Linked DNA regions of Homo sapiens: region 2 is linked to region 1. A link is an interaction called in ENCODE POLR2A ChIA-PET data of the cell type or tissue named here. Cell type or tissue: A673. All regions are shown on one strand. Each heading gives the region's core, and the rest is flanking DNA. Links, peaks and the distances in the headings are about the cores only.

What was found. ChIA-PET counts read pairs that join two places held together with the same protein. Peaks named below come from ENCODE experiments on the same cell type or tissue, not always from the same donor. Only the 100,000 strongest peaks of a DNase experiment are listed, where the experiment ranks them.
Region 2: POLR2A ChIA-PET joins it to region 1 with 9 read pairs; 2 of 35 experiments call an interaction of 5 or more read pairs at or near these places.

What each region holds. Positions count from the first base shown.
Region 1 is chr2:18,519,761-18,535,840 of GRCh38, forward strand. LOC105373454 (a long non-coding RNA gene) reads left to right here. Exons shown (of 8, transcript XR_001739302.1): 8 at 1,582-15,632. Among named protein-coding and RNA genes, the nearest start is that of RDH14, 33 kb to the right of the region's middle. In A673, for the core only: no CTCF peak of the experiment used is centred there; no DNase peak of the experiment used is centred there.
Region 2 is chr2:18,592,266-18,608,345 of GRCh38, forward strand. All of the region lies in intron 2 of LOC105373456 (a long non-coding RNA gene), which reads left to right. Among named protein-coding and RNA genes, the nearest start is that of NT5C1B-RDH14, 11 kb to the left of the region's middle. In A673, for the core only: no CTCF peak of the experiment used is centred there; a DNase peak (open chromatin) is centred at 7,506; H3K27ac peaks cover 865 bases.

The DNA of each region.
Region 1 (16,080 bases), core at 3,767-11,766:
TGGTACAAGACAGGCTTCAAAGCTGGGTCTCTGATGGGTCACCAGAAACAGTAGGGTCCTTGTAAGGCAATGCTTCTTCTCTAGCAGACACATTTTTCCAGAGGGAGTCTGTCAGCCTCCATGATATTTTAAGCTGCATCCCTCAAAATGTCGTAAAGGAGGATTAAAGTATAAATGATTGTCAGTTCACTCCTGTCCTCCTGGTACTGCGCTGAGCATCTCAGGCTGTTTGGAAGACAGGGGCAGCAAGGGAGGGGAGGAGCAGGGGAGGGCCTTAAAATGTGACTGAACAGAGCCTGCAGAGAATGAGGAGCTCTGGTGTGTCTTGGGGGGCTAAAGCAGTTCACAGGCTGCTACTTTTTTTGTGACATAGCTTTTACGGGGGGAGAGCCAGAATATTAAGCTCATTGCTTCCAGATGGGAAGGTTGGACAAGACAGAGAGGCTTTGGCTCCGAAAGCTTGGACGCTGTGGTGCGATATGGATGTGACATATTGAAGTAATCGAGATAGAAGATCTGGCTTTAGCCAAGGCTGTCAGATAGATACTTTTTAAAACATTACATGGTTTGTAACAAGGTATTGTGTATCCTCACAGAAACTCTGCCGCCTAGGTCTCTGGGAAGGCAGTGGGGGGAAAAGTGTGCTTATTTTGCTTGAGTTACTAAAGCTCCTTTTATATATGAGGAATTTGGCATCTCCTGGCTGGGAACGGCTGAGCCAACAGTGTCCGATGCACTTGTAATGTAGATCATGCTAGTGACTTGCTAAGTGAGTCCAGGTGTTTGCATAAGAGGCAGGGTCCTAAGCACCTCCTTATTTGAGCCCCGAAGCAATCATGGCCCAGTGCTTCAAATGAGCCTCAAATCTGTTTAATAAATCATCCTTCTATTTATAGAGTTAATCCAGGGAGAAAGCCTCCGTGTTGTCTGGTGGGGCATGTGCCACCAGAGGGCGCCCGATGTCTGCCTCATTCCATCAGAGTGGCTCTTGCTATATCAGGGGTTTTGCCTCCCCTGCAAGCTCCTTTATCCAGTCCTTTCCTTCCTGAGCTTTCAGGCCCTGGATGGCATACCTATGGATCAAAGCCAGGTGGGGCAGGGAGAACCCCCAGACCCTTTCACGAGGGACCCTTTCTCCTCCAGTGTCTTCAGTGAGAACTTCCCTCTGGGCCAGCCTGCCCATGCACGCTGTGGAAAGGGAGAGAAGGCCCTGCCTCATTTGGAAATCCTGAGTTTGCAATGTGCTGGTTTACTTGCAATTCTCATGTTCAGAGAATGGGCCCCTTCCTTGGCTAACTTCACACCTGAGAACATGTCGGGGCATCCCTGCGGACCCAGTGTCTGCTTCACATTTCAAAGGCTGGGAACTGTTAAGCTTGTATTTTGATTAAAATTTTGTATTAGCGCCCCCCCCCTTCAATGTAATTTCAGGATATTTAATTTCAACCAATCATCTGAAGGAAAGTGGGGGGAGGAGGTATCTGATGTGAAACAGCACACGGGGAAAGCCAGCCAAGTTAGAAAATAGAGCAGCTCGGGGCTGTGTCGATGTGACAACTGAAGTCTCTTTTGTTCTCTCAGGCAGGGTCTGAAACCAAAGCCCCTCAAGGACAGGAGATCTACCTCTGGGCTTGGAATCAAGAGGACCAGTCGTTCCGGGAGGCCTCCCTGCTACCTTTGGGGCCTTTGGCAAGTCCCTGAAAGTTTCCAGGTTTCAGCCACCTATTTGGGCTCTGGGGAGAGGAATGCCTACCATTTGCCTCTGGCTCTGGGATTTTAAAAGGAAAAGCAGCAGAGTCTTTGGAAAAACCAATCTCTGAAGACCCAGGGTGAACATTAGTTACAACACCCTAGCTTCGAGGTGATGTAAACTTCAGGTACGGAGGTTACGCTCAGAGGAATAAAGGAGCATTCGTCAAACATGAGCTCCCCTCGATTGTGGTCTAGGGTGGAGACCAGTTATTCAAGTGTCTGTGGGCCCAGGCAGGTAATGAAAATGTAGTTATGGGGGAACGCCCGGCTCAGAACAGGCGTAGAGTAAATAGTTGTTGTTGACTGACTGAAGGAATAAAAGTGGGTCTGATATAAGACAATAGGGAATGGTACAAACCTTGTCAAACTGGAAGGTACATGACTTGAATTTGATGTTCAAACTATTGCTTTTTAAAACACTAGTTTAAACATCTTCTGGCCCTAGAGCTACCAATTTGTATCTCTGTATCCACTTTTATATATTTTAGGCCCATTTAAAAGACCAGGAAAGGAGGAAAATAAATCTAGCAGTATAGGACGTTCTTAATCTTGTCAGTTAACCCTAATTTTAACACCCCATCTCTGTTTGTCATTCTACTTAACCACTTTGGATTAAGCAAATTCAGTCACTTTGGAAATAGTACGTGTGGATGGTACCTTACAGGATGAAGGACCATAACAATATTCTCTAGCGCAGGCCTCTACCTCCACAGGGGGACAGACTGATGAGCCAGATCAACTCCTGCATCCTCTTCCTCAAGGAAAGCCCCCATCAATAAAACCACAAGGTTACAGTGGAGCCAGAGGGAGAGCTGGCCTGAGTTGAGACCTCCTCATGGAACTCATGGCTTCAGTTTCCTAAAATGGGGATTGTACTCCCCTAGCTCTCCTTGCTTCACAGAGCTGTTTGTGACAACTCATGAGTAATGTTATGTGAAAGGGCTTCACACACTGCAGTGTGCTGAATAAATGTAAAGAGTCCATGCTATCCAATTTGGAGACAGAAATTAGAGGACTCCTCCTCACACTAGTTAAGTACATCTCTTAAATTGCTTGGACTGTTGGCGTGGTTCTCGCCAGAGTTGAATATAATTCCTCTGTTGATGGGTCAGCCTTTATTTCCCCCAGTGCTGTTTCTTACTTGAGTTAATGAGTCCAAAGCTCATGTTTGCATGCTACCTCTGACCCTCACTAAGTGCTCACCTGCAGCTCTGCCCTGTCCTCAGAATGATGTGACCCTCAGGGCCAAACACTCCACAGGCTGCACTCTGCCACCTCCAAATCCCCACCAGTGGGTCCAATTCTCAGTCATCTGCTTGTTGTATTTCTGTTGTTTCTGTATTCATGTCAAGGATATTTGGCTGCAGAATTCCTGCAATATATTTTAGGTGAATGTGCAGCATGATCTTATTCTGGAGTCCAGGAGACTCCACCTAGGATTGCTCACAAGTAGGTCAAGTGGAGGGGGTGGCTAAGGCCAGTTTTTCTGCTTGCTATGCTGGTGCAGGCAGAGGCTTTAGAGTTATGTTTCCAATAAAAGGCATAGATTTTCACTGCCTGATGATCAAAGTCAAACTCCTAAGCCTGGAATTTGAGGCTCTCAAAATCTGGCAATATCATTTTTTCCTTCTTCTCTTCTAGTTTCTTCTGTGCACCACAGGCCTCATGCACCAGGGTGCACCCCCTTCCATGTACATATTCCACATTTTCACACATCAAGCATGCATATGTACAATTTATACATACAGTTTCCTCTGATTCTTTTTTGTCCTTAAATGTCTGCCTGCTATCATCATGACCATTTTTAGGGAGAAATGCTTACCCGTACCTCCTATTTCCACAGAGAGGAGAGGCAAAGTCGAGAGTTTCACCACTCTCTTTAGGAGGAGAAAAGATGGAGGAACATTCCCAGCCCCTGACTCCATCTTTGACTCGCTCTTCCTAGGAGAAGAGGAGTAACTGGGATCAGAACCTGAGCATACCCAGCTCAGCTCCACCATCCCTCCGTCTTCAGGGCTCCTCCTGCCTGCAGATCAAGGGCTTCTTGCCTGGCTCCCACTTACTTTCTCCCTGTGGTTGCCGTCTAGAGGCAGTCATGAAGCCCCGTGCTCAGGGCAAGTCCCTCCACGGGGGCAGGACTGGCATGAAGGAGTAATGCCCTCTGTAGTGGGAAGGGTGAGAACGTCTGCCTGGGACTGGCCCTGCCCTCATAAGGGTTTATACTGCAAAGGCAGGGGAAAGAGGCCTGTTCTCCAATCCAGAGTTACCAACTGATAGTTTGAGTTTCTTCCTTCTGGCCCTAGTGCCCATACTGAATTGACTCTGAATCCTCAGAGGAAGAGAGAAATTATTTATGTCCTAAAACCTCAACAGCTAAATGTCACATCTTCAAAGACGTTTCAGACCTTCCTTGTCAGGTGTGATCATTCCTTCTCTTTTTCCTCTTCGCGTGTTTCCTGTAGAACTCCAGTTGTGCTTCATTTGCTCATTCTTTAGTTCGACACATATTTACAGGTGAAGACCTGGGATTTCCTTGCATTTAGGATGTGACGAAAAATCACATTTTTTAAGTTGCGTTTTTTTCAGAAAATCCAAGTCTTCACATTAGTATGGTATAATTAGAACAGAATTGGACAGAAGGCTTGGATTTAGGTCTCAGATTGAGACCTGCAAGATACTGAGAGCTTCTGAGATTACAGGAATGCTGCTAGGTGCTTTTTGATACAGAATCTTGAAATTGTTGGTTTCCTACATTATTTTCTTTTTGGAATGAAGACCACTAAAACTCTAAGACAAAGTGAACAAATGATAGCAAAAATAACAGTAAGGAAACCATGATCAGCTCGGGGTCATGTCACCAATAGTTGGCTGGGTCAGGGGTCAGACCCAAGACTCTTGACTCTGAATCCTCTATTCATTCTTTCTGCCTTCTCTCACACTCTCTGTGACTCTTGCAGTCCCTCTGCAGAGATAAGAGTAACCCATGAAACAGATCTGTAGCAACATAAGGCAATAAATGATAAATGCCAAAATAATTCCTCCTGGCTATGAGTAAACTAAGGATTCCATGAAGGGCGAATCCCCATGGCCGTGGAGATTCATGGCAGCCTTCCTGGAAAAGGCAGGATTGAATTGAACCCTGGCAGGAGAATTCTTGGGTAGGGATAGAGGACTGGGAAGAACATTCTAGGCAGAGGATCTCATAGAAACAAAGGAGCACAGGCCAGATAGAGCAAGAGAAATCCAGGACACAATGAATTTACCAGCCTGGCCTGACCCAAGGTTGGTATCTGGATAAGGATAACATGGGAGGTAAGGCTAGAAAAGACGATTAGGTCTTTACTTGAGAGGATAGTGGTTTTCAATTTAGGAAGAACCACAGTCTCACCATTTTGAAAATGCCTATACCAGTCCCCAGACCTGCTGAATCAGACAGGATTTGGGGGAATGAGTTGGAACAATTATTATTTTTCAGTCCTCTATATGTGATTCTAATGCTCAGTGAAGGCCGAAAATCACCAAGAAAGGAAGAAAGCCCATCAAGCATACACAGAGCCCTATATTTCCATCCAGTCGTCCTAGGGTTCCTCTCTGGCTTTCCATCTGTAACACTGAGTTGGGGCAAACTACTCTCTATACCCCATTTTTCTAATTTTTAAGATTGAAACAATAATAAGACTGCCTACCGCCCTCAAAAGCTCATCAGGATGAAAAAGCAAAGTGTTGTATTTGAAAATCCCAGACAGATGTGGCATAGGTAGCTGTGAGTTGATTCTTTGACTAGGGAGGTGCTGAAGGCTGCTGATAAAAGTATTGGGGCCGGAAGGGCACCCAGAGGGATGGATGAAGCACCGAGAGATTGGAGGGTACTGGGTAGCAGCTAAGGCAATGATTCAGGTGTGAGCTGACACAGCCCAGCCATGGTGAGGCCTTGAGGATAAGTGTGTGGCCACAGGCCAAAAAGATTCAGATTCTCTGTGGGGAACAGCAAGGCACTATCCACACCTAAAAATAAAACTGGCCTGTCTCAACCCTGGATTGGATACCTCAAATTGCTGAAGGGCAGCAGGACCAAATTCTAATTTTAAGAAAGTCTGCTCTTTGAATGCAGACTCAGAAACAGCTTTGCTGGGGAAAAATGTCAAATGGTTTGCCAGGATATTGACAGTGTTCCCAAAGACAGGAATAGAAGTACTGAAAAAGGGAATGTCAAGACAGGAGTTCCTGGGGTCTCTAACTCCGGAATCTTCCAGCAGGAGAAGGAAAGGCAAGGAACCAAAACCCAGCAAGTTAAAAAATAATAATAATAACAATAGTAATAATAAGACCAAGCTGCAAATCTACGCTCCTGACACTCCCATCTTGCTCCCACCTGGGCCCCTGGAGCGATTCCCTGTGACCCTTAAAGAGCTACCACCCCTTGGGGTGGTGTCAGGGACTCCTGCTCCCCTTCCTCCTCCTCTGGCAGCTACAGGCGCCATTATCTCATGAACTTTCCCCATATCCCTTGGAGATAAGTATTTCCTTATGGTAGTGATTGTTATTCTCATTTCACAGCTGGAGAGGTGGAGACAGAAGGATAGTCCTGAGAAGAGGGAGACATTTTCTTCCTTTCCTCTGGACTCTGTCATATTCAAATCATAAAACAGAAAGCACAGGAAAGGTCTCTGAGCATTGTTAAACTCAAGGTAGCAGGGATCAGCACTAAGGGAAGGAAAGGTTATTGTGGGTTTGGTGTGTTGTAAAATTTATGTTCAAATTTTTTGGGGGGAGATGGTGGATAGTCAATTTCTTTTTATTTTCATACGCCCATTAAAAAAAAGGTGGAATTTCAGAAATAATCTAATGCAAGCTTCATTTTGCATGTAAGGAAATTGAGGCCCAAAGTGAGAACTTGTTAAACAGGCTGTGACGGGGATGCTGAAGCCCCCTGCTCCTAGTGGCATTTAGGCCATGCTGTCTGCCACCCTTCAACCTGCTTCACATGCTCTGGGGACTGAGACTCCAGGCAAAGGCACATCCAAGGGTGATGCTGCCTTGGGTTATCGTGAGAGTCTGGCTAGAGGCCGGACTTCTCTGCAAAGTTTGAGAAACGTATTGAAATTATCAAGACTTGGAAGGCAGCCGTCATTTGCACCGAGCTTTCACCGCCTTACCGAGTTCCTAGACTTTAACTATTCAGGGTTTAGCCAGCCCATTGTATTAGTCTCATCAGAAGCCCTGCAATCTTAGGCCTGTCCCCTAGGCCCAGGGTGAGGTTTCTGGGAGGTATGGGAGCAATCCTGGCCCCACAGACCCCCAACAACTGCCCTAGGGGAGAGAGGATTGTGGGAAACCTCCCTGGCCCCTGCGCTGGGAGGGCACAGGCTGGGGGAGTTGGATGCTGCTCTCAGGATGTCTTTAGGTAGGAAGACGGGCCATCCACAGAGAACTATGGCCTACGAGAGCTTCTGTGGAGGTCAGTGCAAGACAGTCCCTTTCTACACAAATGATTCATTGCTGGAAACTTCACATAATTACACATTTGAATAATTCAAAGCTAATTTTCTTACAGGCACAAATGTAAAGAAGGATAGATTTCACTTTTGAGACTTGTAAATCTGTAAGTACCATTAGAAAGTGTAACTTTTTTGTTTTTGCTTTTGAACTTACTTTTATAACAATAAATATAGGATATGCCAATAAGGATTTTCTGAAAATTTAGAGATGTCTGTTTAATAGAGCTTTTCATGTTCAATGAGGTTATCTGTAGTGTTTTCCTAAATCAACTGCTCGAGTTATCCTGGCAGATATTTGGTCCTCATCATAGTATTTTATCACATCTAATCCTGTTTCCTAATGTTTTTATTCTCAGAAATGTTTTTCAGCAAAAGCACTATTTCCACTACTTAATGCACCCTTGGGTGACATTGATATAAGATATAGAAAAAAATTTAATTATAAGAACACTGAGTAGTGACAAAAATGACCCCCTGCCAACTCCTTTTGGTAAACAACAGAATGGGCTGGTGACAGATTTGTGCGTGCTAACAAAGAGACCGTTGCCATGGGGCAGTAGTGAAAACAAAGCTTAAAATGAATTCAGCACTATTGATTATTATGCAATTCTCATTAATTTTATGCATTTTGAAAACTTAAGTAATTTCCAATTTTGAGCACTTTACAGACTCTTTTTAAATTCCTCCAACTTTCTACCATATGGTACAATATACAAAGTAACATAGAAGTTGTGGGGAGGAAATGGAACAAAAAAAGAAAGATTAGAATTGGGATTTAAACTCACAACTTTTACTTCTAGACAATTTCACATAGGATTTACCCAGCGATGCATCTCTTAAAGATGCACCATCCTGACATCCTTGGCTCATTCATCATGCCACCTTGCCTCCTGCAGGGAAAGTCACTGCCAAGAAGACATCACATTGGGCATATTCATTTTAATTAGTTCTCCCAATAATACCATGCTACAGATATCTCTATAATTAGATGCCCATCGACTATTGCGTCATTTCCCTGAGTCTACAGTCACCCTGGCATTGTGGCCCCTGGAGTCCTAGGTGCCTTGGCAGTTGCAGACTCCAATGTTTCTCTGCTCAGTGCCTTAAGATTTCTCAGCAACTGTCCTCTGCCAGGCTTCCCAGGCCCCTGCACAAAGAATTAGCCAATGCAGGCATCAAAGTGGAGTTCAGAAAATTGTGCACGCAGCTTAACCTCCTGGCTGCCTCAGCAGCTCTCTGCTGCCTTCAAGACAATTAATTTTTTTTTAATGTTTTTCTTACTGTTCTCAGCTAGAACAGTGGTTTGCTACAGCTACTGCATCAGAACCAGAAGTGGACGTCAACATGTTTTTGAGATTTGTATTATAGTTTGGGTCATTATTTTTAACAGCTGAATATAATTTATATATATAGTACATTGTATTTATTTATAGGTGGACGTTTGAATGTTTTCCAACTTTTCACTGTTAAAAACAATGCTGTAATGAATATTCTTGCACATGTCTTCTTGTACACATCTTTGAGAATTCCTCTAAAATATACATCTGGAAGAGGAATTGCAGACCATACAGGCTGCTAATTTTTAATGTAATTATATATTGCCAAATTGCTTTCTAAAGTAGATGAACCACTTTACATTTTCACCAGTAGTATGTGAGTGTTTGTGTTTATCACTAGCTTTGATAATTCTTGGTTGTGAAACCATTTAATTTTTGCTAGTCAATTGGAAATAAATTTATATCTTCTTTTTCTGATTACTAATGGGGCTCTCCAGCTCATTGCATTTCGGGATTCCTTTTCTGGAAATGCCTGTTCACATCTCTGGTTGATTTTCCATTGGATATTTGTCTCTTCCTTATGAATGTATTATTTATACAACCTAAATACCAATTAACCCTTAGTCTGCTATATATGTGGCAAATCAATCCACAAGTATCCATTGAGAGCCTTCTGCATGCAGTTCTAGGGGCATAAGGGTAAATAAAACAGACTAGGTCTGATTTCCGTGAGGCTTATGTTCCAGTGCAAGAAGACCGAGCATCATCAGTTTAACACAAAATTAGTAAAATGACATCAAATCAGAAGAAATGCTATAAAAATAAAACAAAAAAATAAAATAGAGAGGGATGGGTATGTCAGATGTTTTAGGTTGGAGAGGTTACAGAAAAACCTGAAGCAGAAGCTTGAATGAGAAGAGAGAGCCCCATGAAAATAAGGGGATAATGCTTCCCCACATGGATGAAAGTCCAAGACCCTGAGGTGGCACCAGCTAGGCACTCAGTGTTTTTTTTTTTTTTTTTCTATGTCTCCATCCTCCAAAGGCCAAGATTTTCTCTAATGAGTGCTTTACTCTGTGCTCCAGCAGGGCCACAATTATTGCTATCTGAATCTGAGTTGTGGCAGGCAAGATGTACAGATTATTCTCTGGCACAATAAATTGGGTTTAACTCAAGCCCCCCCAGCAGTGGTAATAGCTGAAGAAGAAAGCCTTTCTTCCACACAGCACAGTTCATGCTATTTGGAGGGCATCCTGATGAAAGGCATTGGCACTCTGGATTCAGGTTACCCACATTCATATCCTCCTTCCAGTTTATTAGCTATGAGACCCTAAAGCAAGTTCTCCAAACTCTCTGAGCTTCCATTTCTTCTTGTGTAAAATGGAGATCATATTTATGGTAGAAAGGCCTCTAAGGTGTCCCCCCAAAGATCCCAGCCTCTTGGTATTCATACTCTTGTGCAATTCCCTTCATGGAGTGGACCTAGTAACTTCCTTGTAATTAATGAGAATATCACATAAGTGACAGGATGTCACTTGTGAGATAAGGTTTTAAAAGACTCTGAAATCAATTTAAATCCATCTTGCTGTCTCCCTTCCTTGCTCTTTATGTGGAAGCAAGCTGCCATATTGAGAGGTCTATATGGCAAGAAACAAGGATATCCTCTGCCCAACAGCCAGCAAGGAACTAAGACCTACCAATAGCCACTGAGTGTGCTTGGAAATGAACCCTACCCTAGTTGAAATGAGGTGACTGTGAGCTGGCTGATATCTTGATTGCAGCTGTGTGAGAGACCTGGAGCTGAAGGAATCAGGCAAGACATACCTGGATTCCTGACCCACAGAAACTTTGAGATAATAGATGTGTGTTATTTTAAGTCACTAAAATTTGTGGTAATTCATTATATAGCAGTAAATAATTAATACAATAATAGGACCTTATCATGTCATTCCTGTGAATCTGAAATTACAGATGATTCCTGACTTAACAGTAATTCCACTTACTTTTTTTTTTTTTTTTTTTTTTTTTTTACTTTACTGTGGTGCGAAAGTGATACACATTGATGGAGTTATGTCCTGACAAAACCATTGTACAGCGAAAATATTTGGTGGAAAATAAGCATTTTTGACTTAGGATGTTTTCAATTTATGATGGTTTTATCCGAGTATAACCCCATTGTAAATGAAGGAGAACCTGCAACTAACACAAGTGTTAAGGGCACATGGTAAGGGCTCATAAATGTTAGGGGCTGTTCTCCTACTCATTGCCGAAGAGTTGGGCAGTGGGTGTTTTTACCAAAATTAAGGCTGACAACAAGTCCTGCCTCCTGCAAACCCCCACTGAAGCCCATTGGATCACAGGTCTGACCAAAGCATTCTTGCAGTTTTAAATCTCAGGAGTGGCTCCTTCAGATGGGCTATCTTGAAAGCACCAGAGTAGTCTCGTCCCTTAGTCCTAAAAAACCAAAGGATAGAGATGGCCTCGGATTTTAGTACCTTCCTGCTGTTCTCTTCTATTTTCCCAGTACTCCAGCTGCTCTCGGTTCTGATTTTCTCCAGGAAGGCTTTTCATACGGACCCCAGTGAGTTCTCCTTCCTCTGAAAACCTTAGCTATTTTCATTATGGTTATGGTTTTGTATTTCTTTCCACCCTTGTGCAACACCAGCTACCTGAAGGGGATTTTACATGTGCTTGTCTGACATCGACTCCCTTGGAGGTCTCTTTGGTACCGACGTTCACTTTCACTCTACTGCCTTCTGCCCATCTGCTATTCAATTCTTCCCACCCTTGCCCCTGAACTACATGGCAGTGGGTAAGCGTATCCTAAATGTTGGCAGTGCAGTGGCAGTAGATGGCAAGGATGTTTCAGGTGGTTCTTACAGGTCTCAGGTAACATATGAAACCCGTTTCATTAGTAAAACCAAAACAAGGGGTCCTGTTGCATGCTCCCCCATAGGAAATACTTTACAGCTTAGGGGATCCAGGCTATAAATAACTGTGCCAAGTCTGTGAAGCATATTTTTTTTGTCAGTTTATCCAGATCAGAAGCTTCTGAAAGTCCAAAGCCCTTGAGATTATTTGCTTTGTAACGATAAGAATGTGCAAGGTACTTCCACATTTATGATGTCATACAGACTCCAAAATAATGCTGGAAGATAGTCAGGAATCATTAACTCCATTTCATAAATGACTCAGAAGAGGGAGTAACTTGCCCAGGTTTATAAAGGACTGGGGTGGGCTTTATAAGGACAGGGGTGGGCTTGAGTTCAGATCTTTTGCATCTAAATGAATATTGACATGGTGAATATTCAGAGTTCTTACTCCGTGCTAAGCCCCACATTGAGTGTTTATACATGTTATCCCATATATAGTCATATTGCACACTGACGAGTTAAGTTTAGAGAGATTAAGTCACTTGGCCTGGTGACCCACAGCTAGTGAAGGAAGAATTGAGACTGGAACCCAGGTCTCTGGCTCTAGAGCCTTTGCTTTTACGCACACACCAAGTATCTCCCAACTCCAGAGGTCCTGAGCTTCCCTCACAGGGTGCTGGTGATGCAGTGTCAGAAGAGAGGAAGATACCCTGCTCAGCCCCACTCAGCCAAGGTAACGCTAATGGTCAGTCAGTCCTCAGAGAGCTGGGATGCCCTTCTTCTCCCTGCTTACCTCTGCCTGGCCCACCTCTCCTCCCTCAGATCCAGGCCTCTGCAGAGGGCCGGCCCAATTCTGGGAGCATCCTGCCTGCTAAGGTTAGAGAGCTAGGCCTGAAGAAAAGGGATACATTTTTAGCAATAATAATTATGCAAACCTGGACGTAGAAATATAATCCAGAAGGAGGCTTCATTTGCCCACAAAAGAGCTCTACATTGAAGGAGAGGCTTGGAGAATCTTTGCATGTACAGTTTATATAAGCAAGCTTCATAATTATATCTTTTTCAATGAAATTAATTTAAAAATATCACTTGGGTATAAAAGAGACTGGGAAAAAAAATCTGTATAAAAAGCAAATGGGGTTCTTAAACAAGCCCATAAAATCTCTTCATTGACACAGAGATGGGGGTCGGCAAGGAGACTTTTCGAAAGATTCTCTAGGTATGAAATACTGGTTAGGAAATGCCCTCTACCTGGTTGGAGGTAGGAAGATGGGGGTTATCAGGACACAGGCCTTGCTAAGTCCTCAGGGTCTCGCTGTCTAAAAGTTTCCACACTCAAGGGCTCCAGGCCCTCCCTGTACACCACAGGATAAGTGCTGAGATTCTGGAGTCAGAGAAAGCCAGGGCTGGATTTAAGCTGTGTGCTTTCTTCTCCTACTGAAAATACGGAGAAGTCCATTCTCACCCCTGCAGTCAGAGTGATCCTTCTGAATCAGATCAAAGTACTGATCTGCTCAAAATCCTGCGATGGCTCCCCACTTCCCTTAATGGCAGCCTACGTCCTTGGAAGCACTGGCCTGAGGTCCTTTTAAGTTCTTAGTAGAAACCCAAGCCACCTAAGGTGAAAACTGTTAAGCTCCAATCACCCTGACTCATATGCTAACCTTGTTCACTTTTCTCTAGCCACATTGTCCTCCTGGCTACTTGTCCTCCAACAATGCCAGACGCAGCTCCTACTTGATGGCCCTTGTATTGCTTCTTCCTTGGCCTAACCAATGGGTTCACCTCCTTTATGTCTCTGCCTACATATAAACTTCTTAATGAGACTCACCCTGTGAAATTATTACTATCTCTGTCTGCACCCCTTTTCCTTCCCTGATTTTTTTCCCTGATCACCTTCTTGGTATACAATTAATTGATTTGTAAATTTTATTTTTTTTGGATGCCACTTTCCCCTCTAGTTCAATCTACATAAAACTAGAAGTGTTTGTTTGTTTCAGTCATTAATAGATTCCAAGGACCTAGCATGGTGCTTAACATATAGTACGTGCTTAATAACTTATGGCTGAATTAATGAATGAATGTTTAATGCTCACAAGCCACTTCTTCTCCAAGCCTCCGTTTTCTCTTCTCTAAATGGCAGTAAAAATAATACTGCAATGAACGGCTGCTGCTTTTGTCTACCTGGTATTCCTTCTACATTTGATAAGAGAGCTCCTCTTTCCTAAACCCATTTCATGTGGTTCTGATAGCAGCAATCACAGAGTTGCTATGGTCACCCCGGCTGCCCTGGCAATCAGGGAACACCACCATTTCCCTGGTCATGGTGGTGCACAAAAAGGCATGCGTTTCAAGCAGGGCCAATCCATGAGACTAGGTCAATGCTCTCTGGATGAAGGGCCATTTGGAGGAGCCTGTGCTGGCAGGGCCATGTGGGCTGTGGCTGTCAGCAGTGATTTTACAAACTCTTGAAGGCAGCTTGCTCGGGATGTAGCCAAGCAGCATCAGGCAAAGCAGAGAGTTGCCTCGAGAAAGAACAGAGCTCGTGCTCTTTTTGAAAATAGGGTCTAGCTGGAAGAGAGCTGAGGCAAACAGACCCTGGGAATGGACAGGACTAATATGGAGCGACAAACTGCGGAGCCAAAAGCAGAAATTCCTCTGCCTAGGATGGCATCCTTCAATTTTTGCTTGGCAAATTCCTGCTCATCCTTCAGAACCTCATTTGAGGACTTCTTGCTCCCCTAGATCTCATGGGCTGAATTGATCACGATTCCCTTTGTGCCCCATTGTACCAGGTTTCAACTGTATCAAATTCATCACTACAAATTGTAGTCATCCATTGTGTTCATTTGCTAGAAATGCCATAACAAAATAGCACAGTCTGGGGGGCTTAATAGAAATGTATTTTCTCATGGTTCCAGAGGCTGGAAGTCCAAGATCAAGGTGTCGACAGTGACGGTTCCTTCCGAGGCTTCTCTCCACGGCTTCACCCTGTCTTCACTTGGCCTTTCCTCTTTGTGTGCATCCCTGGTATCTCTGTGTGTGTCTAAATGTCCTTTTCTTAGAAAGACATGAGTCAGATTACATGAGGGCCCACCCTAATGGCTTCATTTTAACTTATTTACCTCTTTAAAGGCTTTATTTCCAAATGCAGTCACATTCTAAGGTGAGGGTTAGGGATTCAACATATGAATTTAGAGGGACAAAATTCATCCCACAAAATCTACTTTCCTACTTCCTCCACCAAGTTACTTGAGGTCAGATGGAAGCTGCTTAATAAATGTTTGATTAAGAAAGGATTAACAAGATGAGTGAATGAAGAGAAATCATTGTGCTGCCTCAGGCCTAGATAGATCCTTCCTTTGGCACCAGTGGTCACTTTCTAGTCTCTCCTCAGACTGGTCTGGGAAAATTAAGTCTTCCAGAGAAGGCTGAGGTTATTGGAGTTTCTTCTGCCCTGTTTCAGGGTGGGCCAGGTGCCAAGGGGATGCCTACGTGCCAAAGGCCAAGAATCAGTTTTGTTATTTTAATCCCATTTAAAATCTTTCTAGCCTCTACTCTCTTACTGACTTCCCACATCTGGTAAATTTCCTGAGCTGTCAATTCTTCTCCTAGAGTAGCTATCACTTCTCTCAATTTTTGTGAGGCTGGCAGAAACCCTGACTAGCTCTTTCTTAGATCAGAGTACCAATCTCCTAACTAGCTGGTCTGTCACCACCGTCCCCACTTTAATATACCCTATCCTTGTGATTGTAATCTATCTGAAATCAGTGCCAACTGTGCCATTCATATGCTAAGAAAGCTCTGATCTGCCCTACTGTCTAAAAGTCTAGGTCCCCTTTACATTCCTCCACATGCCCTTCAGACCTTTTGCGATATTGATTTCATCCATCTCTCCAGGGTCCTCTGTCGTCTTCAGTCTCCTGCCACACCAAGGCCACGTCTCTGTGCCTCCTCATATGTTTTTCTACAGCCTGCAACACATCTCTTCCCCTTCTCCCACAAGGATCCCGTGCTTCACAGGCCAACTCAACATTACATGCTTATCCAAAGCTTCCCAAGAACCAAGTTTAGTTATACTTTGAGCTGTTTACCATAGACTCTACCATTTTGCATTATAGCTTTTTTGTGCATGTGTATGTTTATCTACATCTGCTAGACTGTGAGTACTTTGATGGGGAAAAAAAATCAGTCATTTTTTTTTTTTATTTGAGACAGAGTCTCGCTCTGTTGCCCAGGCTGGAGTGCAGTGGCGCAATCTCAGTTCACTGCAACCTCTGCCTCTTGGGTTCAAGCGATTCTCCTGCCTCAGCCTCTCGAGTAGCTGGGAATACAGGTGCCCACCACCACGCCTGGCTATTTTGTACTTTTAGTAGAGATGGGGTTTCACTATGTTGGCCAGGCTGGTCTCGAACTCCTGACCTCAAGAGATCCACCCACCTTGGCCTCCCAGTGTGCTGGGATTATAGGCATGAGCCGCCACACCTGGCCAATCAGTCTTATTAATCAATATATCACTAGCACTCAGTACATATCTAGAATATAAAAGACACTTACACTTATAGATAATTTCAAAATAGTTAGTTGACTTTTTCTGGTTGCCTAAATGTGCCAGGCATAGAAACACATATGGATCTGACCCAGGTATAGACACAACATGGCCATGACTTGCAGTAGTGT
Region 2 (16,080 bases), core at 3,997-11,996, 73 kb after region 1:
TTTGAGGAGGACCATGAAGTTAGTGCATGGGAAGAAAACCCAGAAGAGTGCTGTATTTCTTTCCTGTCCTTTAAAGCTTTTTTTCTAGAGATCAGGGGTTCTCAAGCCTGAGAGTGCATCAGTGCATTACTCTGAGAGGTTGTTAAAGTGACTTTGCAACAGGAGAATGGTTAAACTGTGGCACATTCATACCATGGAACACTAATCAGCAATGCAGAGAAACAAACTATTGATACACACAATAATATGAATGACTCCACAGAGAATTATGCTGGGTAAAAAAAGAGCCAGTCCCCAAGAGTTATATACTATATGATTTCATTTGTATAACATTCTTGAAATGACAACAATTATAGAATGGAGAACAGGTCAGTGGTTGCCAGCATGACGAGGTGGGTGAAGTTAAGTGGGTGTAACTAGAAAAGGGCAACATGAAAGATCTCTGTGGTGACGGAAAGTCTGTATTTTTTATTTGGTTGTATCAGTGTCAACACCTGGGCTGTGATATTGTACTATAGTTTTGTAGGATGTCTAAATTGGGCAAAGGGTAATGGGATCATTCTGTATTTTTTTTTTTGCAACTGCCTATGAATCTACAATTATTTCAAAAATTTTAAAAAGTTTAATGAATTTTTTAAAAAACACATACACACAAATTTTTGGGCCTCTCCCCCCGGAATTTCTGATTCAGTAGACTTGGATAGGGCCCAAAACCTAAATGTGTAACATGTTCCCAGATAAAGCTGATACTGCTGGACTGAGCACCACACTTTGATAATCACTAAGCCAGAATAATTAGGAATTCTTCATACTCACAGGTAAGCTCTAGCTGGTCCATCGACTTCATGTGAACAACATCAAATAATCCTCTACCATCTTAAATATTATTTCTTGTAGTAAAGACTATCATTAGTGAAACAGTCTCTAGAATGGGCCTGTCAGACTCCAATGCTCAAGACAAAGCCTCACCTTTTTTCAATAGGGCCCTGTCTGATTGGTTGGACTGTAAGCAGTTCACCAGCAACATCTGTGTCCTTTTCTGACTGCCTCAGCTGGAAAGGAACTGTCCAAGTTGTAGGTTCACATCCTTGGCTGCACATTACAATTACCTGAGAGCTTTTAAAAATCCCAGTGCCTCGGATCTTTCCAGGTCACAATCACAGACAAGTTTAATTAGAATCTCTGAATGTAAGACCCAGGTATCAGTATCATTTGTGTTTGACTGGAGGGCTGAGCCCTAGGCTCTCAGTAGAATTTCTAAGGTACCTACCTTCTTTCCTCCCTCTCCCCACATTGCCTTGGGTCCAGTTTCCCAGATTCCACAAAGGGGAGGCAGCACCTGCTCAAGAAGCTGAACTCCCAAGGTAGAAACCCCAGTCTTACATTCCTTTCTCTCCCTTATCTGAGGTTCTTACAAGTTGCATGTCTTTTTTCTCAGCAGTGTCTCTCAAACACCAGGCACCCTTGCATTCCATTAGCTTTTGCCAAGTCTTCATCTTTTCCAGTGAGCTATGCAAGAGTCTCCTCACCAATCTCCTCAACTGTACTATTGTGTCCTTCTTAAATCCATCGTTATATAGCCACTAAAGAGATCTTTCTAAAACACTAATAGATTCTTTCACTCCCTTATTTAAAACCCTTTCTGGAGAACCCTTTTTTCCCCCAAGAAACAAATTAGTATGATATCCAAGACTCCATGACCGAGTCTTTCTCCCATTCCTTGCCTCCTTTGCAAGCCTCATATATCTAGATTTCCCCAACAAAACACTTTCACTGCCTTAAAAAAATCCTGGTTTATTGAGATATAATCAACACACCATACGAGTCACCCATTTAAAGTGTACAATTCAATGGTTCTTAAAATATTTGTAGTCATGCAACTATAAACACAGATGAATTGTAGCATATTTTCAACATCCCCAAAATAAATTCAGTATCTTCTAGATACAACCCCTATCTTCCCATCCCCTGCCCAGCCCTGAGTAATCATTAATTTACTTTCTTCATAACCCATTTTACAGATCAATGCATCACTACCCAGTAGAGTTCTGAACTTTGGAGCAGGACTGACCTAGGTTTAAATCTTACCTTAGCTAGTCTGTATGTTTGGATCACTTACTCCATCCAGACTTCAGTTTTGTTGCCATCAAAATTGGAAAAGTTACATCTACTTCTCATACAGGCTGTGAGGGTTATTAACAGTATAATAAGGTGCCTGACAATAATAGATAGGTGTTATCATTATATTTTAGTGAATTATGAATATAAAATTTTGAAAAAAATCATTGCTGTGATCCTATAACCAATAACTAGATACTCCATGGCAGCAGTAACTACACTTTCAGATTTTAATAATATGTGGGCTAATGTGATATTTCAAATCAAGACTGTCTTAGAAAATTTAACGTGATTAGCACTGGACTCAGTCTAGGTCACGGGGTGGATAGTTTTGGAAATATCAGGCCTAACATTAGTCAGCATAGGTGCATAATTCCTGAGGCTCACAGAAAGGCTGTGGAGAAGGGGAAAGGGTCACATTTTCTTATCATCTCCACCTGTCACTTAGATCAGCTTGCTGTATTAATTTTGCATGGCCATGTAACAAATTACTACTAACTTACTGGCTTAAAATAATGTGCATTTGTTATCACACAGTTCTGTTAGGTTAAAAGTCTGGGGAAGCTCACCTGGGTTCTTTGCTTAGAATCTGTTAAAGGTAAAATCAAGGTGTCAGCCATGTTGAGCTGTTACCTGGAGGCTCTGGGGAAGAATCTACTTCCAGTCTCATCTGGGTTGTTGGCAGAATTCAGTTTCTTCTAGTTGTAGGACGGAAGTCCAAGTTGCTGGATGTCAACCAGGGAATCACCCTCAGCTCCTAGAGGCCACTCTCAGGCCCTTGCTCTATGGCCCCCTCCATCCCATTAGTGGAGAATCTTCCTTGTGCTGAATCCTATCCGTCAGAAAAAAATTCCTTTTAAAGGGCTCAGATAATTAGGTTATGCCCACTGGGATAATCTCTTTTTTATTAACTCAAAACCAACTAATGAGTAAGCTCAATTATATCTACAAAATCTTTCTTGCCATGTATAACATAATCATGGGAGTGATGCCCCATCATATTCCCAGGGCAGGGAATTATACAAAGGTGAGGGTCTTTGGAGGGATCATCTTAGAATTTTGTCCTCCACACTCATTTAATTGACTTTGCCTAAGTGAATCCTCAAAATAGGGAACTAAATAAATAAAACCCAGGCTTGCAAATTGGTGACCACCATTATCTGTTTCAGTGCATATGGACTATCTGGGGCTAGTATGGGCACTTGATTTGAAGATATATTCTGTTTTTAAAAGTATAGACTAGGAAATGTAACATGTATGGATGTGTTAGAGCCTGTCACTAAGTCCCCTGGATGTGCGTGTGTGGATATTTTTGGAGGAGTTATGTACTTTCTCCTGCACCTTTCTGAGGTCTGTGATTGTTGATGTGGGCATGGAACAGATGTAGGAGCACATGGACACCTCAGAGAAAGTTTACAAACTCAAGATGTCTTCATTGGGATAGTCCTAAAAGTAAGCACAAGGATAAAGTGGTATATCTTTCTTAGTTCTTTTCTGTAGAAATGGAAGTGTATTTCATGGTTGGTCTCTACATATACTAAAGTAACAGTATTGGTTTTGGGGTCAAATAAATTTGAGTTTTAAAACCAACTCTGTTACTGATCACTTGCTTAACATCAGGCTAGTTACTTAACTTCAATAAATCTTTTTATTTTATGTCTATGAAATGGGTGTTATACCTAGTTGGAGGGTTTTTAGGAAGAAATAAATGGGTAGCACATATAATGTGCTTGACCCAAAGTACTGGTTTGTGGTTAGGGTCTATGGTGAGTTGAGTCATGAACAATAATTTGAAGCTGTTCCCATTGGGAGCTGGATTCTATTTCCCATCTTTTGAATTTGGCTCTGTCTTGTGATATGCTTTAACTAATATAATGCAGAGAAAATAACATTATGTGAGTCCTTGAGCCCAGGGCTCCCAAGGCTTGCAGTGCTTTCCAAGGCTATCTTCTTGGAATGCTGCTTCCATGGGGTGGCTTGAAATCTTCATGTTAAGAAAATAAGGACAATAAGAAATAATACTTTTGAGTACATGCTAGACACATTGCATTTTATACTGTTTAGTACTTTTTAATCACCAAGCAGTGTAGAGTGAAACAACTTGCCTGAAGTTGTGAAGTGACAGTTGTTTAATCATACTTTCTCTTCTACAGTGGCCTGGTCTTTTATACCTATCTTAACAATAGGCCAATCTGGAATCCTATGTAATTAATTGGATAGTCAAAAAATTGGATAAGTAAAGTCATTATAGTTTCTAAGTATGAGCTTCATCCAATGAGACTGTATCTCTATGTATTAGCCTATTTTCATGCTGCTGATGAGACAGTCCCAAGACTGGGCAATTTACAAAGAAAAAGAGGCTTAATGGACTCACTGTTCCATGTGGCTGGGGAGGCCTCACAATCATGGCAGAAGGCAAAAGGCACTTCTTACATGGTGGCAGGCAAGAGAGAATGAAAGCCAAGTGAAAGGGGAAGCGCTTTATAAAACTATCACATCTTGTGAGACTTATTCATTACCAGGAGAACAGTATGTGGAAACCACCTCCATGATTCAGTTATCTCCCACCGGGTCCCTCCCACAAGACGTGGGAATTGTGGGAGCTACAGTTCAACATGAAATTTGGATGGGGACACAGCCAAACCCTATCACTCTAAAAGTCTCTACAGGTCTCAGATCATGATAAAGGAGCAGCTTCTCATGAGCTTGGCCCTGCTCATGGTGCATATGCAGAATACTCTTGCCAAATGCTGGTAAGTGAAAATCCCTTGTCCAAAATATCGACTAGAGGTCAGTGTGTATCTACTGGCCTCTTCCCAGATGGCAGTTACATCAACATTCCATTCATGTAGGTCAAAGCTGAAAAATACAAGTTCCGGGAACCTTATCCAGAGAGGTGAGCATGTCTCTCAGAAGTCATCAGCGAATAAAAAAGTTTTCTTTGAAGTTCATAGTTCTTGAATCAGTCCATCTTGACCATCCACATGATTCAAGGGTCACTATGGAGTCAGAGCACCAGAGAACTCTGTCCATGGACACTAGATAGAACGCCTTTGATGGATTGGGAAAAAATTTTTAAAAAGTAAAAAGCACTTGTACTTTAAGAAAAGAATTTTTAAAAATATCCTGGGGAAGGTAGTCTCAAATGTAAAGATGCTCTATAAAATATAAGGTCTTGAAAAATAAAAGTTCCACTTACTTGCATAGATTAGGGCTCTGAAGTTCAATCTTCTCATCTGTAAAATAGGAATTAAATGCCTATGCACATCTTACAATTTTTTTGTGAAACGCGAATGTGGTCATGCAAAGAAAAGCACTTAGGAAGTTCACAGGAAGTTCTTTATAACACATCCCACCAAAAATCTGCATGATGAACGAAGAAATAGGTCACTTGGAAGATGGCCAAAGGACTTGAAAACTGGGCAGGCTAAGTGGAAATTGATGACCACTTCCTCATAAAGGTAAGGGAGCTTGGTGCCAGTGCACAATCGATGTCTTCCTCTTTTTAAGAAAATCATGAGGAATTTTTTCCACGTTTTATTAGGCTTAGCCAAAATGGTGCATGTTCACCTTTTCCCCTCCATCCTGCCTTCAACACTCACTTTAGTAAGTAAAATTAACAAATAACCCCTTTCTCCCATTAGTAATAGCCATGAATTGGAATGTTCGACACTCACCAGCATTAACCAAACCCTAATCAACCAAATGCTGTCTGCCACCCCCTCCTTACAATGCTCACCTTTCTTTCCCCATGCCTGTGATAGCTTTCCTGAAAGACATTTGTGTGCAGAACTCCTGTCTTTGGTTCATTCTCCCTCACATCATTAATCAGTGTGCTATGCCTCATCCAAAAGTGGGAAAATAATCCAGTTTCCTGCTCCACGCCAGCCAGATGAACAGGTGCTAAGTAGGACTTACATAGGCACTTAAGCTGCTGCACCTGGAATCGTGGTGTGTTTAGGCGATCATGTCTTGGATCTCACAGAAGCTGTCTTTGTGTTGACTGGTTCTGTATGATGTCCTAATGCTTCTGCTGTCCAGGGCCAGGCCTTAAGTAGAACAACGCAGGAAAATAACTTCTGGCCTAGGTTCTTCAGGAGTTTATCAGTTTGCTAGGAGAACCTATGATCTGAAAGGGACTGAGGGGATGAGGAGACTTTCTCTATTAGGTAGCTTTTAAGAAAGAAAAATAATCAAACAAATAGGCTCAAGGCATCTGCACGTACACACAGTTAATCACACCTTGCCTGCATTGTTACCAAGGGATTTCTTGTGTGGGGGTGGTCCTTGTAGGAGCTTTCAGGCACCAGGAGCTCCCAAGTGGCATGCTCACCTCCTTGAGACAGGCAACATGTTGCCAAGAAAAGAAACATCTTCATACTCTGCAGATGTGGCTTTTCATATTAGTGCTGCCACTTCCTATGTGTCTCTGAGAGTTGCTTAGCCTCACAGCCCATTTCCTCATTTGTAAAATAGGAATGATAATAATAGTGACTTCATAGAGAGAAAGGAAATGAGGAATGTGAAGGATCAAGCACAATGCCTGGCATAGGACAGGCACTCAGTAACCATCGTCTTCCCAGGTTCCCTGCCTCCCGGTTCACCTGCATAAACATATTTCAGGCACTCTGGGTAGGGTTTTATCTGGACCCTGTGACCACCTAGGGAGGGCCCTGCCCTGAACCCCAGTGCCCCATGGGTGACAGACTGTGTGTCTTGTCTGTTTGTTTTCCTTTGGCCTGTTTTTTATTTTGGGTCTGTGTGATTTCCTGGCAAAAGCCCCATCAGTGGTGAGAAAATATGTGTGTTTGCTATTATATTTGAGGAGTGAGCAGCTTGTTCCTAGAGGTCCCCCAAACCCCGATATTGTTGCAAAATGTAGGTCAGCAATGTCCTCAGTGCAGCACAGCTCAGAGTAGAGTCCCAAGTCTGGACCAGCTTGGATTCTGTATTTTTGGTGATGAAAACGGATAGAATTCACTCTAGTGACATTTTTCAGTTTTTTAACGTTTGGCTTTGGCATCGATGACCTTTGTTTTCTTTTCCACTTAGTTCCTTTGGCTTCCCACTTCTTCCTGTCCAGTAAAATTTTAAAAAGCTTGCTTTTACTCCTATGTTTCTGTTTCTGTGGCCAGGACCACCATCCTCCCAATCACTAGTTCAGGAAAGATCCCAAATTAATCACAGATTGCTGCATTTTCCTCCCTGTCACATCCTGTTTCTCTCTAGCATCTTTTGGCTTGACTTCCTTAATACCAGTAAAAATCAGACACACAGCTGCATTGCATGTCTAGCGTCTTACCATGGGCCCTTCCTTGGCACCCTGTGCATTCTCTGTCCTAAGCCCCAGGCCTGCCAAGTTATAATTACTTGTTCTTATGTTTTTCTTTTCCACTAATCTGTGAACGCCTTTCAAGGACAGAGCCTATGCATTATTCATCTCTGCATCCCCAGTGTTTAATACAGTGTTTCAACAAAATGTTTCCTGAATGAATAAAAGAATGAGTAAAAAATCATGTGTTCCCAATTAGAAAGACTTTCTGTGTCATAGGGTAGACAAGGGTTTGAGGAGGCACTTTCTAGGACCATAAAATGAGACTCCCAATCCTATCTATCTCCATCAACCCTGGGCTCTAATGAGACTATGCCTATTTGAATTTTTCCAACTTTCAGCCAAAACACATTCAGTAATTGATTAGTCCCCTTTAGAGCTTGGCAGAGGATATTCTAAGTAAATATAGGTATGAGTGCTGCCCTGATGACCCAGGAATACCTACAACTTGACATGTCCAAAACTGGACTTATTATCTACCTCCAAAATTTTTTCTTTGTCCTCTGTTTCTTATTCCAGTGAGCTCTGTTACCTGAGCAGGACTGGAGAGGCATGCAAAGCCTCTCCTGGCTCCACCATGAAACTGTTCATTTGGTCACTGAGTTTTGCTGATTTATCTTCTGTAATGTTTCTTGTATCTGCACCCTCATCCTGCTCACTGTCTAGTTCCTGCCCTTCTCGCTTCTGATACAAACTTCAACACCAGGTGCACTGACTTCCCCAAACGGAGGTAATCACTTCTTATTTCAGGCCACAACTGTGCTGAGAGTAAAAATCTCTACTGATAAGATGTTTCATGTGTTTGTTTAAATATCTTTCTCTCTACTAGACCATTAACTGACAACAGGAATTATGTTCATTTAATAAATAAATAATACAGGGTTGAATTTTAGGATAATTTGAAATTAAATTATAAAAAGGAATTCTTAGATTTGTTTAACTCAGATTTGCCAATTGTTTATATTTTATTCCACTCAATTTCTCTGTCTCTTTTTTTCTTTCTTCCTCTTACATAGATGTTTTTTCTAGTTTGTGAACAAATTGTAGTCAATGTGCCCTTTTATTCATAAATAGTTCAGTGTGCATTTATTAAACAAGGATGCTCTCTTACATAACCATAGTGTAGCTATCACAAACTTGAAAATTAACATTGATGTAATATTATTCTCAAATCTATGGTCTATATTCACATTTGGTAACTGCTTCAATATAAGGTTCTTTAAAGTTATTATTTTCCCTGTTTAGGATCAAATCCAGAATCACACGTTGCATTTAGTTTTCATCTCTTTAGTCTTCTATCACTGGTATATTTCTTCAGCCTTGATTTTTTTTTTCTTTTTTTGAGACAGAGTCTCGCTCTGTAGCCCATGCTGGAGTGCAGTGGCACAATCATGGCTCACTGCAGCCTTGACCTTTCAGGCACAGGTGATCCTCCCACCTCAGCCTCCCGAGTAGCTGAGACTACAGGCATGTGCCACCACGTCCAGCTAATTTTTGTATTTTTTGTAAAGATGAGGATTTTCACCATGTTTTCTCGAACTCCTGAGCTTAGCCGATCAGCCCACCTCGGCCTCCCAAAGTGCTGAAATTATAGGTATGAGCCACCGTGTCCAGCCGACCTTGACTTTTTGGAAATTATAAGCAAAATATTATGTAGTATGTCCCTCCTTTGGGGTTTTCTGACAATTCCTTATTATTGGATTCAGGTTATGGATTTGGGGCAGGAATGCCACTGAAGTGATGTTGTGTCGTTCCGGATGGTAATGTCAAGTTGTCCTAATATTATTTGGTGACTTGGTTGAATTTGTGCCCTCCAAGTTTCTCAGTTACTAATTGTCCCTGTGTAAGTAATATGCAATTGTGATGAAATGTGTAAATCCTGACCAAACTTTCATCAGTAGTTTTAGCTTCCATTGATGATTTCCTAGCTCCATTATTCCTTTTATGTTAATTAGATGGTATTCTATTTCAGTAAAGTACTTCCTATTCTCTCACATTTACTCATTTCTGTAAGTATGGACTCATAGGTTCTTATTTATTCAGTAGGTATAGTTTGTGATTTATGCAGATGCTCAAATTGTCCCAGATTTGGCCATTGGAGACCCTGTCAAGTGGGTTCCCTTGCTTTTGAAATGTCCCCATGTTTCTTTCAGCACTTTTTTACTTTCTAGAATAACAAAATTTTCCAAACTTGTCTTGTACTTTTTCTCTCACATCCTCGAATTAGCCATTTCTTCACAGCTCTAGTTTTTTTGGTGAACAATAGTATTTAGAAGTCGATATGTAGGTGTTAAGTGTTCTTTTTGCTTCTAGGCCCTGTCAGTGGATGGAACTCTGGTTTACACACACACATACACACACACACACACACACACACACACACACACTTATTCCCATACCTCTTTATCTACCTGCCTGTCTATGACATTAAATACTATGGGTTTATATTGGTACCTTCAATTCCAACCCAACTTTTCTGTGTTTGCATTTACTTTGAATATACTGTGAAGATCTTGTGGCTATCTGAAATATTTGTGTTCAAGAACATTTTTATGGTAATGAAAAGCCTACAAGTTCTATATATTTTCATTAAAAGAACTTTTTAATGTAGTTCTTGTATATACATAGGTGTCTGAAATAATTATTCAATTAAAATCCCGCTCATATATTTCTATGAAGGAAGTCAATGTTTTATTAAATTTTTATCTTGCTTTAAAAGATAGCCTCAAGAGGGAGATCTGGGTATTGCCGCAGCTCTTTCATTAATGCAGACAAGAGAGTTTTGAAATAGCTGCCAAGCTATTGGCAGCTGTTAACAGGTTTGGATGCTCCTCCAATAACATCATGTGTGTTCCTCTATTTTCAAACATATTCCACCACATTTCAGTTGTCATTTTATATGTCTGGCTCTCCTGTGACATCATGAAACCCTTAATTGTACTTTTTACTTTGATACTTTATCACAGGCCTCAATAAATGTTTTTGAAGGAATGAAGGATGGGTGACTAACTGATGAAATGAATGACCTTCTCTGTCTCTAGCATCTGTTTAACTCACTCATTTTAAAGCCTGATCTCAGGCTGGGAAGCTGTGAGATAGGAACGAAGGGGAATATACATGCATTTCTGCAATAGGATCTGTGTGGCAACAGATAGATTATAAGCTATGACATATATTGAGAACCTGCTAGGTGCTAGATGGCTACATTATGTATTTATCTTATTTAAGCCTTACAACAACTCAGTGATGAAGGAAATAGTAATCTCATTTTCAGATGCACATTTCAGAAAAGCTAAATAACTTTCTGAGAAAATTATGGAACTAGAATCCAAACTCTGGCTAGTTTAACTTTAAAACTTAAATTTCATTTTGCTATGTGATGGTGCACATCAGAAATAAGATGATGTCAGAGCTGTGAGGTAACACAGCCAAAAAGTTAGCTAATAGGTGACATTCTCTAGAGGGACATCACCAAAATGAGTGAACTTATCAAGTAAATGCAATGGTGAATATAAATGTAGTTTATTGTATTGGGGAGGAAGTGTGACATTTCTGGGGGGACAACAGACTTTATATGGGCTAATTGAATAGATAATATTTCAGATACTATCAAGAAAAATGAACTTGGCTGGGCATGGTGACTCATGCCTGTAATCTCAGGACTTTGGGAGGCCGAGGCAGGCAGATCACCTGAGGTCAGGAGTTCAAGACCAGCCTGGCCAATGTGGTGAAACCCCATCTCTACTAAAAATACAAAAAAATTAGCCAGGCGTGGTGGCCGGCACCTGTAATCCCAGCTACTTGGGAGGCTGAGGCAGGAGAATTGCTTGAACCCGGGAGGCGGAGGTTGCAGTGAGCTGAGATCGTGCCATTGCACTCCACCTGGGTGACAGAGTGAGACTCTGTCTCAAAAAGAAAAAAAAGATGAACTTTTGTAAAATGAGATGAGGAAACCGAGGCCTAGAAAGAAAAAGTTATCTAAAGTCACGCAGCAAGTTGATGTTGGAACTAGGACTTGAAACCAGGTCTTTGTGTTCTGTCTCTTATTACTCTACCTCACTGCTTTCTTTTATGTTATTTCATTTTTTCATAGTCTGCCTACCTTTTTCATTTGCTTTAATTCAATAGCAAAATGCTCATTGAGAACTTTGTATCAATCATTGTGCCAGGCACTGGAGAAACAAAGGCAGGAGCACAAAATTTGAGGTTAGCAAAGCACTTGTCTCTTGGTAAACAATAGACGGACTCCTCACAGAGTGCAGACAGAGGTCAGGATATGCCAGCCCATGAATATGGCCCTGTGTGTTTTGTGGGCCTTGTTACTGTGCATATGTACTGAGGCTCAGTGTCACATTCTGCATTGCCCCCTGATAAACAACACACAGAAAATGGATGAGAATGACTATGAAGAGGGAGAAAATGTCCAGATGTTAGTAGCTCATAATGTTTTAATTTAGAGTAGTGCTTTTGCCCAACACCATCACCAAAGGTTTGTCTTTGGTTTATTTGTGTTATCACAACAGTGACGACGGAGTTAAATGCAGCCTTTGAAAGGAGGATTTTTGCTTGTTTCATTTACATTCTACTGTTCTTTCATGAAACATTTCTAAATATCCATGGGGCCCAATTCTTACAAAAATAAATCAGATAAACCTAGGGTTCTTGCCAAGTCAAATATCTACAGTTTCTGGCAATTATGTAATTTCCAACTCTGCTGCAGTGACTATTGCTGATAAGTCAATTGTCATAAAGAGAAATATTCCAGACCAATCTTTATTAGTGTGTCCTTCACTGATATATGCAATGTCTTTTTTTAAAAAAGCAGAGTTATAACTTTTTTGGGGGGTCTCTAGTGAATGGCTTCTCATCATAACAATTTATATCTGGATAATGTTATTGTAAAACATGAAAATGGTAAATTAAAACCAATGAAATTAGGTTCTGCTGTTATTAATAAAAATGGCTCTGGTTTTCACCATTTTGTTTTGATGGCACTGTCATATAATGCAGCTGTGCAGTAGTGTCTTTCTGGCATTGCAGTTTGATTTGGCCCAGACAAAAGCAATATTTAGGAAGTTACTCTGTAGAGCTTCTCCGGGAAGAAGGAACTTGAGAATCACAAGCTAATTTAAATCGTTCTTTAAAGTTGAGGTTAAATGTATTATTGATTAGAAAGAGCTTTTATGGGGAGAGGAACTCTGCTATTCCTTACGAGTGGTATAAAATAAACAAACTGAATATACCAGGTCCTATTTTTTTTTCAGAGTCACATATCTGTTTGGTGCAAATATATATCACTAAAGATGTTTATATGAAAAAACATTACTTTTAAATCATAATTTCTTGCCCATGCTTTGAGAAAGATCCCTTGAGACTGACTTTCTGTAGCTGGAGCTCACAGTGGTAAATGCTTGCTTTTATTGGGGTCAACATGGTTTGTGCAATATTTCACTCACATTATCTCATTTATATCCTCCTACAATAGCCCTAAGAGGTAGGTAGGGTTTAATTTTATAGATGAGGAAGCTGTCATTCACACTACCCTTGCCCAAGGTTCCTTTGAGTAATTCTAGTAAGTAGCAGCCCTGGGACTCAACTGCAGTTTCTGACTCTGGACCACATCCTTCCCCAGTACTGTGCTTAAGAGGCAGGTAGTCCTTTTAAGATGCAAAACCATATGCATCTTAAAATGACTACCTGCCCCTTAAGCACAGTTCTTTGATTTCTCTGAAGAGAAAGTAGCTTGACAGCACCATCTTAGTTTAGTTGCTTCCCTCTTAGAGCACAGAGTGATCACCAAGATAAACATTCTTTTCCACCTCGCACTCACATGAAGGAAGGAGAATACAGGGAGGTGGACATCTATGTCAGTGGAAAGCCCAGACTTTTAGCCTCTTGCAGAACAGACTTGATCTACAAATTGTCATTACAAGAATCCTGCTGTTGGAAACACAGCTTTTCAATTTCTTGAAGATCTTCCAAGCATTGTTCTTTATGGAAAAAATGCCCTTTTTTGCCAGTATCAGTGAAAAACACAAGCAAAAAGAATGAAGCTTATTCTTAGTGGCTAAGAGTTATTTATTTCAGATCTCTGCTTCTTAGGGTATACTATAGAGTTAGTTAAATGGAAACTTCCAGCTACAGTATGTTTGGAGACAATCAGTCTAGATAGATAAGAAAATTTCAACAGAGAGGCCGGACTGGGTGAAGAGGACTGGAAACAAGCTTTCCGCAGGCTCTTAAGGCAAGTGATAGAGGTATGGTATTACAAAAGATGGGGCTAAAAGAAAATATGAGAAACACACAAAAGGGTATCATCGGCTTTGCAAAGAAATGCAACATATACATATATTTGTGTTTACGTATGTATGTGTGTATATACACAAATAGTTTTTGAAAGTAAAGGCTATTTAAATTGCAAAAATTAGAATGCAGAGAGAATGATTCCTATTTTTGTTTTGCATTTAATTGGCATTGATTTCAGACTGTTGGACAATGGTGCTCATCCTCACTTTGTGCAAGCAGGACAGTTGCAGGGTGAACTTGATGTATAATTAATCAGTTTGACTCTTAAGCTCTTTTTGTGACTGAACAGCAGGAGCCAAGCATGCTCCTATTTACTTGTCAGTTTTTCTGCTAGACTATGAAACCACCTTGCTGGAGTTTTATAGTGAGATATGTCTCACTGATCTCTGTCCTTGGTTCCTAGTGTGGTGCTTGACACATAGTACAACTCAGAAGAGGTTTGTTGAAATATCTTCAGACTTTAAGAGGGGACATTTCTACTGGGACAGTTTTGGTCAACCTTGGCCCCCATCTTATTCTACCTAATAGCAGCATTTGACACAGATGTTCACTTCTTCTTTGAGTCACTTTTCTTTGCTTGGCTTGCTGGCCACTTGCTCTTGGTTCCCCCCTAAATCACTGGCTGTTCTTGTTGCATCTTCTATCCATAACCCTCTACCTCATCTGTGGCTTTGAAAGATGCAATAATCTGTCCACCAACTTCTCTCTTTCTATAGTCATTCCTTGTGTGCATATATGGCACTGGCTCTAAATGTCATCGATACTTCTTCAGACCCGAACTCGCTCTTTAACTCCAGACTCAGAAACCCAACTTCCTATACAATATTTACACATGAATGTTGAATTGGCATCCCCAATTGAACAAACTGAAAATAGACTTTTTTTGATATCTAGCACCATCTCTACCTCCAAATCAGCATCTTCTCCAATATTCCTTATTTCAGTAAGTGACACTTCTATTCACCCAGTCTGTCAAGTCAAAAACCTTGAAGTCAGCCTCCCCACCTGATTTCTTTCACATAAATTCATCCACTAGTTATGTCAACTCTACTTTTGGAATATATCCAGAATCCCACCAATACTGTCTTTTCTCTATTGCTATTTTCTTACTTTAGTCCACCATTATCTCTTAGTTAAGCTTAATGTAATAACTACCCTATATGCTCTCACTAATTCTTAATTCAGCTTGCTCTCCATCACTTATTCTCTTCCTCGTGTAGCAACCAGAGTGATCCTTGTAAAATATAAATGATGCTATGTCATTTCTCATCCCTCAGCCCTTCAATGAATGATCCTCATACTTGGAGTGAAAATGGGCTTGCCACCTTCTGCATAATCTGGCTACCTCCTGGATGCCACTCACCTCCTATTTTCCTTATTTCTCACTGCAAAGAATGTCTCTATCTAAAGATCTTGTTTCTGCTGGTTTCCTTTTGCTGGAAAGTCATATTCCTAGAGTCTCTTCAACTCTTTTCCATTTTATTCACTGTGCAGCCATACAGCTGGGTCTGCTCTCAGAGTGGGAGAGGATTTCTGGGCTCCCACATATTTCATTAGGATTGCTTTGGAAATGAGGGCGCTTAGATTCCCTGCTGCTCTTGTTTTATTTGGGACTGTGCAACAAGGATAGGGACAGGAAGAGGCCTGCAAAGGCAATTAACATGGAGCATATACAGCTAATTTTACAAGCCTGGCATCTCTTTAAGTGTCCTCCCTGGGAGTGTTTCCCTCTGAATTAGAAAGCTCTAGTCTTAGCTTGATGAACTGGTTTCTGGTAAATTCAGTTGTTCTAGCCCCTGCTGGAACTAGAGTGATGGATATTCAGAGCAGAGAATGTGGCTTTTAAAAATGACATCACGAATAGGGTTGCTAGATTGAGTAAATAAAAATACATGATAGCCAGTTAAATTTGGTACTTCAGATAAAAAATGGATAATTTCTTAGTACAAATATGTTCCAAATATTACATAGATCTTCTAAAAAATTGCAAAGGACACATTTATAATTTTAAAAATATTGATTATCTGAAATTCAAATGTGATTGGACATACTTTATTTTATCTGGCAACCCTAATCATGAATAATTAAAAGTTGATATTGCTGTGTTGTTCAAAGGCAATAATTTGATTACTAATTACGTTCACTGAAATCAATAGATATATTAGTTATTTGTCCTCTTTTTTAGGAGAATTGCATCAATAGAATAAAAATATGTATTTTATCTTTTATATTGTGGAAAAATGAGAATATTCATATAGACATAGATATTTGTTATCTATATGGTAATTTGCTATACATGTTTAGAACATTTGTTTTTATTTAAT